Regions from separate parts of the Homo sapiens genome. Here region 1 is linked to region 2. A link is a contact called in ENCODE Hi-C or POLR2A ChIA-PET data. All regions are on one chromosome and are shown on one strand. The core of a region is the stretch at or near the end of the contact, and the rest is flanking DNA. Distances in the headings are between cores, read along the strand shown.

What was found. Hi-C counts contacts between places; a loop is a spot of excess contacts on that map. ChIA-PET counts read pairs that join two places held with the same protein, here RNA polymerase II (POLR2A). Pooled maps may share reads with other maps.
Region 1: a loop to region 2 is called in a map of CD4-positive, alpha-beta T cell, with 18 times the contacts of the local background. The contact joins the promoter of LINC00205 here to the promoter of NDUFV3 in region 2. A Hi-C loop is called at or near these places in 1 of 168 maps with a recorded cell type or tissue (CD4-positive, alpha-beta T cell) and 6 of 50 pooled maps. POLR2A ChIA-PET finds 5 or more read pairs at or near these places in 1 of 52 experiments (CD8-positive, alpha-beta memory T cell).

Annotation. Positions count from the first base shown.
Region 1 is chr21:45,286,802-45,290,460 of GRCh38, reverse strand. It overlaps LINC00205 (long intergenic non-protein coding RNA 205), which reads right to left and starts at 2,409. Exons shown (of 3, transcript NR_026943.1): 1 at 2,217-2,409; 2 at 1,023-1,110. It overlaps POFUT2 (protein O-fucosyltransferase 2), which reads left to right and starts at 2,566. Exons shown (of 9, transcript NM_133635.6): 1 at 2,566-2,720. The coding sequence starts at 2,590. RefSeq lists an enhancer at 1,225-1,955 and a silencer at 2,110-2,639.
Region 2 is chr21:42,888,573-42,895,139 of GRCh38, reverse strand. NDUFV3 (NADH:ubiquinone oxidoreductase subunit V3) reads right to left here and starts at 1,831. Exons shown (of 4, transcript NM_021075.4): 1 at 1,759-1,831. The coding sequence starts at 1,806. It also overlaps a transcript of WDR4 not described here. RefSeq lists silencers at 1,455-1,704, 2,045-2,344.

The DNA.
Region 1 (3,659 bases), core at 1,160-3,659, 2.4 Mb before region 2:
GGATGAAGTAAAAGTTGAAAAACAACAGGAATGAAGTCAGCAGCAAGACCAGCCGGTGCCACCGATGACCAGGCCTGAGGTTAAAAGATTACCCCCCCTCCCACTCTAACCACATGTGATCTCAATCTATCACGACCCTTTCACGTGGACCCCTTAGAGGTGTAAGCCCTTAAAAGGGCCAGGAACTCTGTTTTCGGGGAGCTCGGTTCTTGAGACGCGAGTCTGCCGAAGCTCCCGGCCGAATAAAGCCAAATCCTTCCTTAACCTGGTGTCTGAGGGGTTTTGTCCGCAGCTCGTCCTGCTACATGACCTGCCTGTCTATCCTCTTACCCACGGCAACCTGCCTTGATTCCTGCAGCTTTAAAATAACCCTATCAGGGTTACAGTATTTTAATTTCTGCTTCACATAGTGTAAATCAAAAATAAAACTCTAAGCTTCCCCAACCCACTGAATGGATCCCTCATCTCCACCAGGGGGATTCTGAAGAACCTGAAAAATGAGCTCAGGCCAGGAAGGGACGGGGATTGGACATGGCTCATTATACCCACCTCCCTTTGGAGTTCAGGTGCAGCTGACCAGACTGACAGCAGACTCCATAGCAGCAAGACACCAAGTTCCAATCTGACGCTGGTATAGCATCACGTGACAACAGGCCCTCAAAGTATCAATGTATTTTACCCCAAAATATATCTCTTTGACAAATTTTGAAATGGCCCCGCAAAGCGGTGTCTTGTGGGGAAATTCATATTCTGTAGACTCCCCTTCCCTTTCCAGCTCTTTTTCTGATCCTGAGGAGACTGGCTGAGAGTCTAGTGCCTTTTGAAGGTCTGAATAGGAAACATTTGCCATGTATTGCCTCTGAGGGCGGACACCTATGAGATTTCATCCACATAATAAGGACCTCGGTCTCCACAGCCCCTTCTCTTAACCCAGACACTCCTTTCTATTGATTCCAAGCCTTCAGATAGTAACTTCTTTCAACCAACTGCCAATCAGAAACATCTTTGAATCCACCTATTACCTGGAGGCCTTTCCACTTGGAGTCGTCCTGACTTTCTGGATCAATCCAATGCACACCTCACATGTACTGACTGATGTCTTATGTCTCCCTGAAATGAATAAAACCAAGCAGTAAAACAACCGCCTTGGGCCAAGTTCTCAGGACGTCCTGAGGCTGTGTCATGGGTCATATTTGGCTCAGAATAAATCTCTTCAAGTATTTTACAAAGTTTGGCTTTTTTTGTAAACAATAGGCAGATATAAATTCCATTTGCTAATTTTTTTAAATGCTGTGTCTTGGTTCATGAAAGACATTGGTCTGTGGTTCTACTGTCTGGTGATGTCTGACTTTGCTATCAAGGCAATGCTGGCCCATACATCGAGCAGGGAAGTGCCCCTCCTCGTCCATCGTCTGAGTGGCTGGATTCCTATTATTTCTTCTCTAAGTAGGATTCACCAGCTTGGCCCTCTGGGCCTGGAATTTTCTGTGTGAGAAAATTTGATAACAAATTGATCTCAAATTTAACAGATAATAAGCATTAGTATTTTCTTTTTTGGTAACTGGCATCCTTCAAGAAATTCGTCCAATTATACCGTTTTGGGGGCTGCCTGCACTAGAGTCAGCGTGGCGTCCCCTCAGAAGGCCGGGTTTGCCAGCGCCGCGCCCCAAGCCAGGTCGGTCGGCCAGTGCTGGTGCCCTCGGGGAACAGCGGGAGCTGCCTGGAGGCTGCGGGGAGCGGCGGCGGCGGGCACGCACCTGGCTCCCGAAACCAGACCTTTAATAACGCCTCGCAGAAGGGGCGGGGTGGGAGGTTGGCAGCGCAGGGGCGGCAGCCCCGGATCCCCCCAGGTCTCCAGATCACCCCATCGAGCCCCGCGCCCTAGCAGCACAGTCCCTCCAGGGCTCCTTGGAGGGCCAGGCCTCAGCCCGGGTGCCCCCTCGCCGGGGCTCCAGGGTTGGGGGCACCCAGGAGGCCGCAGGTGTGGAGCTCGACGGCGCCCCCCGACTAGAAACCCAGGCTCTCATGCGCGGCTCCCGCCCCGACCCCAGCTCCAGAGGGGCGAGAGCACCCGGCGCCGACCCCGTCTACGGACCCCCTCCTCCGCCCCGCCCCCGCCGTCCAGCCCTCCCGCCCCTACCAGCCCCGGGCCTCCTCCCCACGGACCCGCCCCGCGCCACCAGCCGTCAGCCCTCCCGGCCCCCAGTCTCGCGTACCCTCCCCACTGGCCTGCAGGGTCCACCGACTTCCCGACCCCGGGACCTCCCGACCCCCGGACCTCCCGGCCTCGCGGACCCTCAGGAGCCCCTGCGTGGGCTGCGCCAGGGCGCCCGCGACAGCACCGCCGCGAACCACAGCCACGGCCTCCGGGTCTGCAATGGAACCTCTAGCCGCTGCGGTCAGGAGGGCGGAGACTCTGCGCACGCGCAGTTCCCCCTCCCGCCCCTGCTTGCCGGTGATGGCGCATAACGCATGCGCGGGGAGGGCGGAGCTGGGCGTTGCCGTGGCTACTGGGAACGCATTTCACGGGGGCGGGGCGTGGTTCCGGGGCGGGGCGCGGCCGCCGGAAGTGCGTGGCCGCCCGGGGCCATGGCGACACTCAGCTTCGTCTTCCTGCTGCTGGGGGCAGTGTCCTGGCCTCCGGCTTCTGCCTCCGGCCAGGAGTTCTGGCCCGGACAATCGGCGGCCGATATTCTGTCGGGGGCGGCTTCCCGCAGACGGTAAACGCGCGTCCACGGTGCCAACGCTGGGGTTCCAGGACCGGGCAGGGTCAGAGGATGGGATGGGGGCGGGGCGGGGTCAGGGGCCAGGGAGATGGGATGGGGTCAGGGGCAGGCCCACGGGATGGAGGGTGGTCCGGGGCCAGGGAGATGGAATGGAGCGGAGTTATGGGGCAGGGGCCAGGGGGATGGGATGGAGCGGGGTCAGGGGGCAGGGGTCAGGGGAATGGGATGGGGTCAGGGTTCTGGGGCAAGGAATGTGGCGGAGTAAGGGGCCAGGGTGATGGTATAGGGGCAGGGGGCAGGGGCCAGGAGGGATGGGATGGGGGCGGGGCAGGGATCAGGGCGATGGGATGGGATGGGGGCGGGGCAGGGGCCAGGGTGATGGGATGGGATGGGGGCGGGGCAGGGGCTAGGGCCAGGAGGGGTGGGATGGGATGGGGGCAGGAACGGGGGCCCGAGGGATGGGATGGGGGCGGGGCGGGAGCCGGGGCCAAGAAGGATGGGACGGGGACGGGACAGGGGCAGGGGCAGGGGCAGGGGCCGGGGCCGGGCTGGAGTCTGGGGGATGGGATGGGGCGGGGGCTGGGGGCAGGGTCGGGCCAGCGGGTTGGCTGTAGTCGAGGCTGCGTCACTGCGGCCCGGGTCTGCAGGCGGGGTCGTCTGCGAGGCCCGGGGCGCAGCCTCGGGAGCCCAGGAAGGGGGCCGGGTTGCTCAGGCTGAGCGTGGGCTGGCTCCGGAGGCCCCTGCAAGTGACACGGGTCCAGGCCTGGGTGTGCGGAGCCGGGAGTCAGTGCCGGGCGGGCGCTCCGCAGTGAATTCTCAGGGCCAAGACGAGCTTCGCGGCCGCCCTGTGGCTGTGGGATCTCCAAGCGGACCCCGGGAGGGGCCTGGACGCAGAGGTGTGCACGGCCCCTCGTGGCGTTCGCAGGCCTGGGC
Region 2 (6,567 bases), core at 582-3,081:
ATGATCCACCTGTCTTGGCCTCCCAAAGTACTGGGATTACAGGCATGAGCCACCTGCCAGGCCCTATGTTTCTTTCTGTAAAATGTTTTCTTATCCTTAGAAAATAGAGTAGAAGAAATACTATCTGGCCACTAAAATGATGTAGGTATATAAAAACTGCTTCAAAAGTGTCTACAATATAAATGTGATATTTTATATTATGCCAACTCACTCAGCATATACTCACTAAGGCCTATTAAGTGCTAGACAGTACAATGTTCTAGATGCTGGATACAGAACAGAGGTGCCTGTATGTGCACATATAAACATGAAAACGTGTATGTTCATGATTGTAAGCATGAGTACATGTGCTTATGTGAACATATAAAAGCTGATAGAAATCGTTAGGAACTAGATGCTTGAAGGAGTAATGGTAGACTGTCAATGAATTTCCCTATCTGTACTTTTAAATTATTCTGCAGGCTGAGGCACGAGAGTCGCTTAATCCCAGGGGGCAGAAGTTGCAGGGAGTTGAGATGGTGCCATTGCACTCCAGCCTGGGCCTGGGCAACAGAGTGAGGCTCTGTCTCAAAAAAAAATATATATATATTATATATTATATTATGATATATATTATATATAATATATAAATATATATTATATATTATATAAATATATAAATATATAATATATATTTATATAAACATATTATATATATTATATAATATATATTTATATAATATATTATATATTATATAAATATATAATATATATTTACATATTATATAAATATATATATAATATATATTTATATATAATATATATAATATGTATTTATATATATATATACACACACGCATATATATTCTGCAGGGAATAGTTACTGCTTTTGTAATAACAGCCATTTTAAAATTTGTAAGAGAGTGAAGTGGTCTTAGCCTTATTTTATTTATTTATTTATTCTGTCCCCCAGGCTGGAGTGCAGTGGTATGATCTCGGCTCACTGCAACCTCCGCGTCCCGGGTTCATGGGATCCTCCCACCTCAGCCTCCCGAGTAGCTGGGATTACAGGAATGCACCACCACGCCAGACTAATTTTTTGTATTTTTTAGAGACGGGGTTTCGACATGTTGGCCAGGCTAGTCTCGAACTCCTGAACTCAAGCGATCCGCCTGGCTCGGCCTTCCAAAGTACTGGGATTACAGGCAAAATCCCAAAGTGTCCGCGCCCGGCCTTGGCCTTAGCTTTTTATTTGCCGAAAAGAAAGCCCTTCTTCTCCTTTTCACAGGTCAGGTCATGTCAGCTGGCTTCTCAACGGCTGTCAGTAAGTTACCAAGTTAACCAGGTCCCTGAAAGTTCCCTCATTTCCTCTCTTGGCTAAATGGAGAAGTCACTGTCCTTCAGAGAAGCCGTGCGGGAGCCGCACAGCGGCTGACCCCAGCCGCGCGGCAGCATCACCTGGGAACGTCCACCCGAGTCTGCCGCCCAGGCATGCAGCCCTCGGGAGCGCCCGTCGGCACGGGGCACGCCAGCCTCGGCCTGGGCCTCGGGCAGCGGCGGCGGCGGACCGGCTCGGGGGAACCGCGGGACGCTCGCTGGCCACATCCGGGCCTGGCCCCGTGGCGGTCAGTCCTGGGCCCAGGGAGCGGGGTCAGCGGCCCAACTAGGACGGCTAGAGGTCGCGGACAGGCCCGGACCTGACCAGCACCGCGCCCCCTCACCCCATCCCCTACGTAGGCTCGGGGCCGCGCAGCCAGCCCAGGCTGGCTCCTCCTTTACCTTCAGCGCCCCGGCTCGTCCTTGCCGCAGCAAACACGGGGCAGCCATGGCGGTGACAGCGGGCGCACCAAGCAGGGCCACAGCAGCTGCGCGCGCACCCGCGCCTGAACAGCCGCCCCTTGGGCCGACTGCGCCAATTACAGGCCAGCTGGGGGCGGAGCAGAGGCCGTGGGTCTGCGCGCGCATCCCCAGTAGGGCTAAGTGCCTCCCTTGGGGCCACGCCCCGGATCGGGACCACCAATCACAGGCAGCAGCGTGAGGGACACGTCACCGGCTGGTGCCGATCCCTGTGCCCTGCGGGCGCCTGGGCGCTGTGGCGGGGGCGCGGCGGAGACCTGCGGGGGCTGCTGGGCACCCCTCTCAGGCGTCTGCGCTGGGCCGGCTTGCATGTCCACCCGAACGCTTCGCACTTCTTTGCCCTTGTCCTCGCAGCCTTAAATCTGCGACCTTCCCTGGGGGCACAGTCTGGTCCTACTTGATTGATAGTTCTGTGTTTTGAGAGGTTTTAAAGCTCTTCAGCTCGGGACCTCGGCGCCCACACCACGCGCCCAGCTCCCTCACCCTCTGTCGGCAACGCGGCCACCACTGCTCACTGCCCCTCCTGCATGGCCCCTGCCAACGCTAATACCAGAGTTAGGCCGATTGGAAATGGAAGCTTTGTTTCACCTAAATGTTTATTTAGCAAAGAGTTCGTCCCCAACGTTAGTCGTAATTGTGGAGTCGGTGTAATTAGTTATTAGCTTCTTTCTCTGCCTCTTCTCTGCCTTCCGCCGCGTGCCCAGAGCCCCATTCGCATTTCATCGGAGATGGACGTGCCACCTTCAGCTTCCACAGGGGAAGAGGCCCTGCCACAGTCATTTAAATGGATTGTGTAGGGATTCCTGACACAGCTAGCGATTCATTGAGGTGGCAAGATAAACTGGCGGAATGAGGCCTTTATCAAAGGCCTTTATCAAAGAGGAGTCTGCTATCAAGTAAATGCAAGGGCATCTGCCACCATCCACCCTGGGAGGCAAAAAGAATAACCTTAGATCTTAGGATAATCATGAGAAGGGATCCTTTGTCCCTAAAGGGAGAAAAAAAAATGCCAAAAGATTTTTTTTTTGTTTAAATTTTTTTTTTTTTTTTGAGACGGAGTCTTGCTCTGTAGCCCAGGCTGGCGTGCAGTGGCGCCATCTTGGCTCATTGCAAGCTCCGCCTCCCGGGTTCACGCCATTCTCTTGCCTCAGCCTCCCGAGTAGCTGGGACTACAGGCACCCGCCACCACGCCCGGCTAAATTTTTGTAATTTTTAGTAGAGACAGGGTTTCACCGTGTTAGCCAGGATGGTCTCCATCTCCTGACCTCGTGATCCACCCGTCTCGGCCTCCCAAAGCCCTGGGATTACAGGTGTGAGCCACTGTGCCTGGCCTAAATTTTTTTTTTTGAGACAGAGTCTTGCTCTGTTGCCCAGGCTGGAGTACAGTGGCACAATCTAGGCTCACTGCAAGCTCCACTTCCTAGGTTCAAGCGATTCTCCTCCCTCAGCCTCCTGAGTAGCTGGGACAACAGGCATGAGCCACCACGCCCGGCTAATTTTTGTATTTTTAGTAGCGACGGGGTTTCACCATGTTGGCCAGACTGGTCTCGAACTCCTGACCTCAAATGATCGCCCGCCTCGGCCTCCCAAAGTGCTGGGGTTACAGGCGTGAGCCACTACACCCGGCCAGATTTTTTTTTTCTTCACCACTAGGCTCATTCTGTTGTGTCCAGGGAAAAGGTCATGCTCGCCTTTGTGAGGTGTGCTTAATAATTCACAGCTTAGTAACAAATTTGGGGATCCTGATCTGGAATTGGAAGATCCACGTCACCCTCCTTCATGGACCTGGAGCTCCCCACTTCCACACCACCACCAGCGGGCACATGCGGCAGATGTTGACATCTTGCTGGAGTTGCAACACTCAAGAAGAAACAAAAAGAAAAGACCTCCTCTGGCGTGGTCACCGGCCAGGTTGGTAAAGGTGGGGTACCTATGGTTGAGGGGGCATGAACCATCTTGATTTTTTTTTTTTTTTTGAGACAGAATCTCACTCTGTTGCCCAGGCTAGAGTGCAGTGGCGCAGGGGCAATCTCGGCTTACTGCAACCTCCGCCTCCTGGGTTCAAGTGATTCTCTTGCCTCAGCCTCCCCAGTAGCTGGGATTACAGGCGCCGCCACCATGCCCATCTAATTTTTGTATTTTTAGTAGAGATAGTGTTTCACCATGTTGGTCAGGCTGGTTTGTAACTCTTGACCTCAAGTGATCTGCCTGCATCGGCCTCCCAAAGTGCTGGGATTACAGCCATGAGCCACTATGCTTAGCCATCTTGATGGTTTTTGAAGGAAGTGATTAGGGCCTCGAAAGGTAACTAGGGCAACCATGTGTGAGGCCAGTGCCTAAGACTAGAGGGAGCAGGAAGGCTGGGAAGCCTATGCAGCCTGGTTGGGAGGTAACTGTGGCCTAAACTGTGTTTGGCCAAAGAGAAAGGACAGGGCCAAGTGCAAGAAGCAAATATAAGGTGCTGCATTAAAATAAAAAAAGCAGAGGCCAAATACATTATTGTATTTTCCAATCAGCTAGAAAATAGTAGACTAGATTTTTCCGACAGCAGAGGCTGTTCCTCCAGTTAACTCTCTGCCCAGAGTCTTTCTGTGGGCACCATCAACTCTGCCTGTAGCTCTAGCAAGTAGTACCCAGCATTTTAACACAAAACCTTAAAAGTGTATGTTTGTTTATATTCCTTTCTTTGTAGATCACACAAAGTTCTACCTGAACTACTAGAGGCTCCCCCTTGTGTCTCCCAAGGGTCAGTTAAACTTCTTTTTTTTGAGACGGAGTCTCGCTCTGCTGCCCAGGCTGGAGTGCAGTGGCGCGATCTTGGCTCACTGAAACCTCCGCCTCCTGGGTTCAAGAGATTCTTCTGATTCAACCTCCCGAGTAGCTGGGATTACAGGCGTGTGCCACCATGCCCAGCTAATTTTTTTGTATTTTTAGTAGAGACAGGGTTTCACCATGTTGGTCAAGCTGGTCTCGAACTCTTGACCTTGTGATCCCCCACCTCGGCCTCCTAAAGTGCTGGGATTTACAGTCGTGAGCCACCGTGCCTGGCCGAACTTCTTTTTAGGATAACTGGATTACAACAGGATCACTTGGATCCATACTCTGAACATTTAACTCCAAGGTGTTTGGGCCAAAGAGGAAAATAAAAATACTCAAATATCACACCATTCGCATGCATGCCTCAGCTCTGTATTCTGGTATATATAATATATATATTTTTTTCTTTTAGGTTCTTACTCTGTCACCCAGGCTGGAGTGCAGTGGCTTGGTTATAGCTCACTACAGTTTCAAACTCCAGGGCTCAAGCAATCTTCCCACCTCGGCCTCCTAAAGCACTAGGTTACAGGCACAAGCCATTGCACATGGGCCTAAAATTGTGTTTTAAAACACAAGTAATAAGTTCTATTTCTGGCAATATTTGGTCACTAGATATTATGGAAAACTGGCCGGGAGCTGTGAACCCAGGAGGCCGAGGTTGCAGTGAGCTGAGATGGTGCCAATGCACTCCAGACTGGGCAGCAGAACGAAACTCCTTCTCGAATTAAAAAGAAAAAAAGTTATGGAAAACCCTTGGGCTCCAAATCATGTAGTAATTCTGGGTAAAAGGTTACAGGCATAATTTCAAATGACCATATAATCAAGTAAAGGATATCTCTAGGGATCCAAAAAAAACAGAGAAGTAGCAAGAAATCACAGGCAGCAGTGCCACCCTGGAAGCATGCACTGGTCTCAGCAGCCAGAGCTCTGGTGTAACAGACTTCAGAGAACATGAGACCTTGGGGCTAGAACACTTGGGAGTGGGCTGGAAATCGCCAGAGGAAGTTGCCACCCTTGCAGGGCTACATGTCAGTGATGGGTGACCCTGGGCAAAGCAATCTGCTAGCAAGGAAATGTGTAGAGCCAGCCTGGGTTTTGAGTGGGGAAAAATGTCTCAAGGCCTATTCTTACTTAAGTTTGAAGTTAAAAAACACATATACTTCCTGTGTTTCAGGACATCTCAAGTTTTAAAAAACCAAAAATTGGCCAGGCGCAGTGGCTCAAGTCTGTAATCGCAGCACTTTGGGAGGCCGAGGTTGGCGGATCTTCTGAGGTCAGGAGTTTGAGACCAGCCTGGCCAACATGGTGAAACCCCGTCTCTACTAAAAATACAAAAATTAGCTGGGCATGGTGGCATATACCTGTAATCTCAGCTACTCGGGAGGCTGAGGCAGGAGAATTGCTTGAACAATTTCAATCTATATATATATAGATTGAACCCTAGATTAAATAAAGATCAGATGCAATCAAAGATAAATTTAGAGGCTGGGCATAGTGGCTCATGCCTGTAGTCTCAGCACTTTGGGAGGCCAAGGCGGGCAGATCACCTGAGGTATGGAGTTCGAGACCAGCCTGGCCAACGTGGTGAAACCCTGTCGCTACTAAAAATACAACAAAAATTAGCTGGGTGTGGTGGTGGGCACCTGTAATCCCAGCTACTCGGGAGGCAGAGGCAGGAGAATTGCTTGAATCCAGGAGGCAGAGGTTGCAGTGAGCTGAGATCACTCTACTGCACTCCATCCTGGGTGACAGAGCAAGACTCTGTCTCTAAAAAAAAAAAAAAAAAATTATAAACCTTTATACTGTATATTTATTGTGAGCTCAAATACTTCAAAATTTGGCCAGTGTGATAGATAGGGTTTTCCAGAAAAAAAAAAACCAATAGGAAACACATATGTATGATATTTATTGATT